Linked DNA regions of Homo sapiens: region 2 is linked to region 1. Evidence: chromatin contacts called from ENCODE Hi-C or POLR2A ChIA-PET data. All regions are on one chromosome and are shown on one strand. Each heading gives the region's core, a stretch centred on a gene start or an enhancer-like site at or near the end of the contact. The rest is flanking DNA. Distances are from core to core; before and after follow the strand shown. Region 1 holds the start of STAMBPL1 (STAM binding protein like 1). Region 2 holds the start of PDLIM1 (PDZ and LIM domain 1).

What was found. Hi-C counts contacts between places; a loop is a spot of excess contacts on that map. ChIA-PET counts read pairs that join two places held with the same protein, here RNA polymerase II (POLR2A). Pooled maps may share reads with other maps.
Region 2: a map with no recorded cell type shows a loop between it and region 1 (5-fold over the local background). The contact joins the promoter of PDLIM1 here to the promoter of STAMBPL1 in region 1. A Hi-C loop is called at or near these places in 1 of 37 single-sample maps with no recorded cell type and 3 of 50 pooled maps. POLR2A ChIA-PET finds 5 or more read pairs at or near these places in 1 of 52 experiments (activated CD4-positive, alpha-beta T cell).

What each region holds. Positions count from the first base shown.
Region 1 is chr10:88,878,619-88,881,671 of GRCh38, reverse strand. STAMBPL1 (STAM binding protein like 1) reads right to left here and starts at 1,427. Exons shown (of 11, transcript NM_020799.4): 1 at 1,034-1,427. LOC124902551 reads left to right here and starts at 1,008. Exons shown (of 1, transcript XM_047426134.1): 1 at 1,008-1,938. The coding sequence starts at 1,250. The coding sequence ends at 1,777. RefSeq lists an enhancer at 719-828 and a silencer at 1,409-1,538.
Region 2 is chr10:95,289,382-95,292,434 of GRCh38, reverse strand. It overlaps PDLIM1 (PDZ and LIM domain 1), which reads left to right and starts at 1,432. Exons shown (of 7, transcript NM_020992.4): 1 at 1,432-1,615. The coding sequence starts at 1,520. RefSeq lists silencers at 1,075-1,154, 1,205-1,594, 1,645-1,744, 1,765-1,874 and an enhancer at 2,596-2,915.

The DNA.
Region 1 (3,053 bases), core at 178-2,677:
AAACATTCAGGTATAATTTATCTGCTGGAACAAATCTACGTTATTGACCTTGACAGGGCCTTAAATCATGAGACCATAAACAAGCATCCTAGTGATATCTATTATGTCTTCGGAAATAGCTTAAAATCCAGGACTTCATGTTATTGTCAGTAATGAGCAAGATGTTTGGAAAGCAGTGTGCTCACTGGGGCTTACTTTGAAAGCTGTCTTTTTTACTTACTACCGAACACTGATTTCCAGGAAGCAAGCCACCCCACCCCACTTCCCAGGCACTTGATTTTTTTTTTCAAACCTCTAGATTGGGTTCCGTTTCCTGAATTACTTATTCCTTACATAAATTTTCTTTTAAACTTCAGCAATTATGGCACCTTAGGCTCTGGGGGTATCAGCAGCGTGGGTTGTTTTAGAGAAAGTTCTGAAAAAAATATGTTTTGGAGACATTCCATTTCTTTGTGCATCTCACTGGGGGCTTTCAGCGAAAGCTTTAAGTTATTCAGGTGAGGGGCAATGTCTTAGTCGCTCATAAAGGGCATAAAAGTAACATCATCTGGAAAGGCATGGCACCTGCTCGGCCGGGGTAAAGGTCCGTTTTTCTAACCCTCGCCCCTCCCTCCTCCACACCGCGCCGCTAGAGACAGTGCAGTGGTCTCTCCCAAGGTCGACATCATCTCCAAGGCTGCAACCCAGGGCTGAACCAAAAAAACAGGCGCACCCACGTATAGGTCACGGCCAGAGTCCCGCCCTGCCACCAGCAGCCAGGTCTTCCTGCCTCCCTATCAAGGTGAAACTAACCCAGAGGGCCCAGCGGAGGGGCGCATACAGGCGGCGCCGATGGAGGCGGCCGATTGCATGACTGGCAGGAAGGAAGCGATCAGCCGCCAAAGTGCATTTTTTCCTCCCCTAGAGCCAGCCCGGGACCGGACGCTGCCAGCGGAAGGGCCGGCGCGCGCCAGGCCACGAGGCAGACGCACCCGCCGTGCGCACTTCCCCGTCCGGTGCGCGCTCTCACTCACGCGCGCGCGCCGCTACTCACTAGCAACCCTTGGTGTCCGCAGCCCGTGTGGGACGGCGACTGCGACGGCTGCCCCCGTGGCTGCCGTGTGGCCTTGGCATCCGTCCGGCTGCTGCAACCCGGGCCGCGGTGGCTTTTGCTGGAAGGCGTTGCAGCGGGGTGATACCGGCACCCGGCGACGAGGCGTCCGCTCGTTTGCCTCGGCCGTGCCTCCTCCCCCTTCTCCTCTGCCGACAGATGGAGCTTTGCTGGTTCCAGTCGCGCGGGCTCCGTGCGTCGTTCTCCTCCTCGCTGTCGGACACCCCAGCGCAGGGGACGAACAGCGTCCTCGCAAGCCCACGCGCAGGCCGGCCGACCCCGAACCTGCAGCAACCGTCCCTGCTGCCGCTGCTGCAGGAAAATAAATTGTCACTGCGATGGTCCCGGCCTCCCCTGCCCCGGCCCCTGGGTGCCGCCTCCGCCTCTGCCTCCGCCCCCTCCTCTGTGGCGGCGGCGGCGGCTTCCCGCATTCTGCAGAAAAAGCTCGCAGGTGGAAGGAAGCAGGGCCCCTGCGGATGGCCTAGAGCCCGAGTGAAGCGGTTGGGTGCGACTTTCGCATCTGAAACCCTGCACGTCTTCTCCCCAGACCGGAACCACCTAAACTCCCTTTTGCTCCACCATCAATTTCACCGAGATGGACAGGAGTGGTGCCTTTTAAGACTGCACAGTACACAAGCCTTGATGCAGCTGACCGTTAAACTGTCACTGGAGTCTGGGGAAGGATAGGGTTTTGGTGAAAATCCCACTTATACTTCATGTTAGGATTCCCTTTTTGATATTTATCCACAACTGGCTACGCCCACTATTAAGCATCTTAGCCCTTCCCCCTACCCCCAATTTGTGTGTACTTGGAAAATAAGAAGTATTAGAATATCTCCTGGATGTTATGTTACTATCACGTGTGGTGTTCTTACTACAGTTCTGGCACTGTGTCAGGCAGTCGGTACACAAAATCTTAGTCCATCTGCCACAACCCTGTATATAAAAGGGACTCATTTTTTGTTTTTGTTTTTGTTTTTTCCATGAACGAGAGACAGAGAAGTAAAATAATTTATCCCAGGTTACTCACCTAGAAAGCAGTAGAAGCTGAAATTTAAACTCTGATCCAACACTGAAAGCTGTTTCTATTGGCTTCACAGGTTCTATTAACTGATAAACATTTTATGGAGACTGCTGCTGCTGGATGAAATAGAGTCGCTTTTCTTGAGCTTGGTTGGGAGCTTACTTCCAAGTGAGAGAAATGGCTGCAGAGTGGGGTGGGGAAACACTGGCTTTTCTTAGTTAGCCTTTCCTCTGGAAACCAAAATTCTAGCCCTGGCTCAGCCACCAACTGAGTTATTTGGTCTCAAGCATTTCACCTTCTTAAGCCTCATCTCCCTGGATTCTTTTTTTTTTTTTAAATGAAGAGTTTGATTGTTGGAGGCAGCCTGCAGCCTTGATTTTTAAGAAGCAACAGTGTTGTTTTGCTTAGTTTTAAGTTGGTTCCAAATGTTGAAGTTAGGAAATTTCACAGAAATTCAGACTTTTCACATTTTCTGTAAAATCGTAACATCAGACATTTGGTCCATGGCGAGTTCTAGCAACCATCAGCTGAAGCTGAATAGCAGGTGTCGCCTTTAGACTGTGAAGACACTCTTCAGTTTTCCACAGTCCCCACCACTCCCATACACCCCCACCTCACTGACATTTGAGAATATGGTAGGCATTTGAGTTTGCAGTATTGAACCAGATAATCTCATGACCTACTGGACAATTTAAAATTCAGTGGTAATTAAGAAGGTTAGCCAGATTCCTAAAAAGCATTATGAAACAAAAAATTCCACGTACGTATTTAGAGTGGTCATTGATCATGGTCTTGCTATCTAGCATCCAAATTCTCATAAAAGCCAAAATGGCCCAATACCCATCGTCCCCTGCTCCCCAGCGGCTAGAGTACCATTTTGTGACCCAACATCAGCCTCAGAGACTCCTGTACAGTTATTTGAATCTGGATTATGTGTTT
Region 2 (3,053 bases), core at 183-2,682, 6.4 Mb before region 1:
TTTTAGTTTTTGAGATAGGGTCTCACTCTGTCACCCAGGCTGGAGTACAGTTGCACGACCACAGCTCACTGCAGCCTTGACCTCTCCGGCTCAAGCCATCCTCCCACCTCAGTCTCCCTAGAAGCTGGGACAGGTGTGCCCCACCAAACCTGGTTAATTTTTATTTTTTTAAATTTTTTTGTAGAGACAGGGTCTTGCCGTGTTGCTGGGGCTGGTCTAGAATTCCTGGGCTCAACTGATCCTCCTGACTCAGCCTCCCAAAGTGCCGGGATTCCAGGCGTGAGCCACGTGTCCGGCCCCTAGAAAATGACAGAGAGTGGTGGGGATGTCTGGGAGAACAGCATTGCAGACAGGGCCCTGAGGCAAGGCCCTGAGTTAGGAGCAAGGAGCACAGCCTGGCAGACTGGGGGGCAGGTGAGGAAAGGGCAGGAGGAGTTGGGGTCAGAGAGGGAGTTGGGGCCATTCTAGGGGTGGCCTTGTAGGCATTGTAAGGATCTGGGTTTTCACTGGTGGTGAGGTGGGGACGCCATGGACAGCATGAGAAATGGTCTGGTCCGGCGTGGAGAATGCACTCCACCGGGAGGGCGTCAGGGGGAGCCTGGCTAGGAAGCTGGTGGGAGGCTGGGAATCCAGGTCCCGGACTCAGCTCTTCTTTTGCATTGACTTGGCCCTTGGCCCGCCCCAAACTTGAGGTTTGAACTGTTGAGGTCAGAACCTACCATGAACTCCAGCCTGGAGGAAAGATTTCTAGGAAGGCCTTGAAGTTCAGTTATAACCTGAGTGATGGTCTCATTAGCATTATAAAAGTTCCAGGATGGGGTTCTGCAGCACTGGGCCCGGGCAGTGGTCCAGATGCTGACGAGTGGTGTAGCGTCGGGCAAGTCTTCTCACCTACTGAGCAGACTCAGTTACTTCATCTGTAAAATGGGACTAAACGTCCCGGTTGCCTCAGCATCAAATGAGATCGTTCGAAAGCACCTTTTAAACATCATTACCGATTACAAAAAGCAAATGGGAAGTCGGAGCCGACCTCAGAGGGCTGACTTGGCACAGCACTTCAAATTTCTCGTTTTACAAAGCACGAGGCGCGAGTTTGTCTCGCTGTCAGGACCTGCTTCCCTCTCACCTAGCACCCGCCCCGGGCCCGAGAGCCGCGGTGCGGCCGTGCGTACAGGAGGGAGGGAGGCGGTGTGGGGTCCCGGGCAGAGCTGCTGAGAGCCCCGGCCCCGCATCTGACTCGCGCTCTCTCGGCGGGACTCCGGGCCAGGGCCCCCAGGCCGGCGCGCAGGGCGGGGAGCGGCTGCGGGCGGGAGGACGGGCGGGGCGGCGGGCGGCTACGCGGCCTGGGCGGAGCCGCCCCCGCCCTGGCCCTCGCGGTTGCCCTGCCCCCGCCAGCCCCAGGCTCCCCGGGCCCGCGCCGCGCCGCTCTTTCTCCGACAGCCGCCGGGGGTGCCCTGCAAGCTGTTCCGCGCGTCCTGCCCGTCTGTCCCCGCGGGTCGTCGCCCGCCACAGCCGCGCCATGACCACCCAGCAGATAGACCTCCAGGGCCCGGGGCCGTGGGGCTTCCGCCTCGTGGGCGGCAAGGACTTCGAGCAGCCTCTCGCCATTTCCCGGGTAAGAGCAGCTGGGACGTGCGTGGAAGCGGGGCGCTATGGGAGGTGATATGCGGAGACTGGGGCCCCGCGGGCGCGGTCGGGGACGGAGTCGGAACCGCAGCCGGGCGCGTCCAGGTGCGCTGTTAGTTGAGCGCTCTCCGCGCGCCCGGGCCCCGCCGCTCCCCGCCGCCCCTTCGCGGAGGCTGCGCTCCCGGGCTGGTCGGCCCGCCGCGGGCGCGCTCCGTGTCCGCCAGAAAAAAAGAAGGCAGTTTTCGTTCTTTGGCCCCGGAAGCGCGGCGGGGCGGGTGTTAGTTCTTTGTCAACCAGCGAGGGGACGAGGGTCCCCGCAGATCCCGCGCGCTGGGAGATGGCACTTCTCCCTTCTTCCCAGATCGCAGTGCAGCCGAACGCAACAGGAAAGACCTGGAAAGTGAGGTGGGGTGGGTGGGAAGTTTACTGGGGTGGGGGGCAAGTGGGATTAACCTAAAAAAACAACCGAAACACGCTCTTTGGACTTGACCCACGGCCGAGGCTCGCCCCTCGAATGGCTTTTGGAGAATGTGCTGGATTCGGGAAATAAACACAACAAACAAACTCAAGTAAACCCTCTTGGTCATTCTCCCCTCTGCAGAACGTGGCCCCGCCGTCATTCTTCCTAGCATTCCCAGATTATCTCTTTCCCCTCCCCGCACCAGCCCTTTTTTCTCAGGGCATGAGTAGATACTGCGATGGGGTGTCCACCTGGGGTGGGGTTGAGGTGCTTGAAATCTAAGAGGGGCTTCGGATCTTTAGAAGGACTCACGTTGAATCAGGGGCCACCAGAACCATTGCCCCCCTAATAAAGTGAAACCCCCAGGGAGACCCAGACTCAGTGTTCAGAGGTCTGGGCTTTGGCCATTTAATCTGGCCAAACACAGGTTGATGTCCCACTAAGAGATGTCACGTTCAGTGCTTGGGCACCAAGAAGAGACTCAGTAAGTACCTCGAATGAGGAAAGGGAGAAAAAGAAGTCCCCTTTCTCCCCACCCATGGCCACTCCTTGCCTGTAGGCGGCACATTCCATTCTTGGGCTCATCTGCCTGCTGAAGCTGCCCTTCAGCTTGTCTCCCAGACTTTCTAAACATCCTTCTTTTTCACTTGGGGTTGGGGGAAGGGTGGAGAAGAAAGGGAAATATCCTTATGGATCCTTTTGACTCAAGCTCCTGCGTCCAGCAGCTGAAGGAGTTTGGTGGGAGGTGCAGGAGAAGAATTGGTGGCCTCCTCTTGACTTGTCTGCCAGCCACAGTCCTACCCATGCTTCTTTCCCGGTTGGCCTGGCCCAGTGAGGAGGTCTTCTCTATCTCACCCCCCTAAAAGAGTAGGCGGGCCAGTTTTTGGGCCTTATCTTCCACCTGTTTGCCTCGTCCCACAGAGACCTCTGATTATTCTCAAAGGTACACACTGCCTTTCCAGCCACC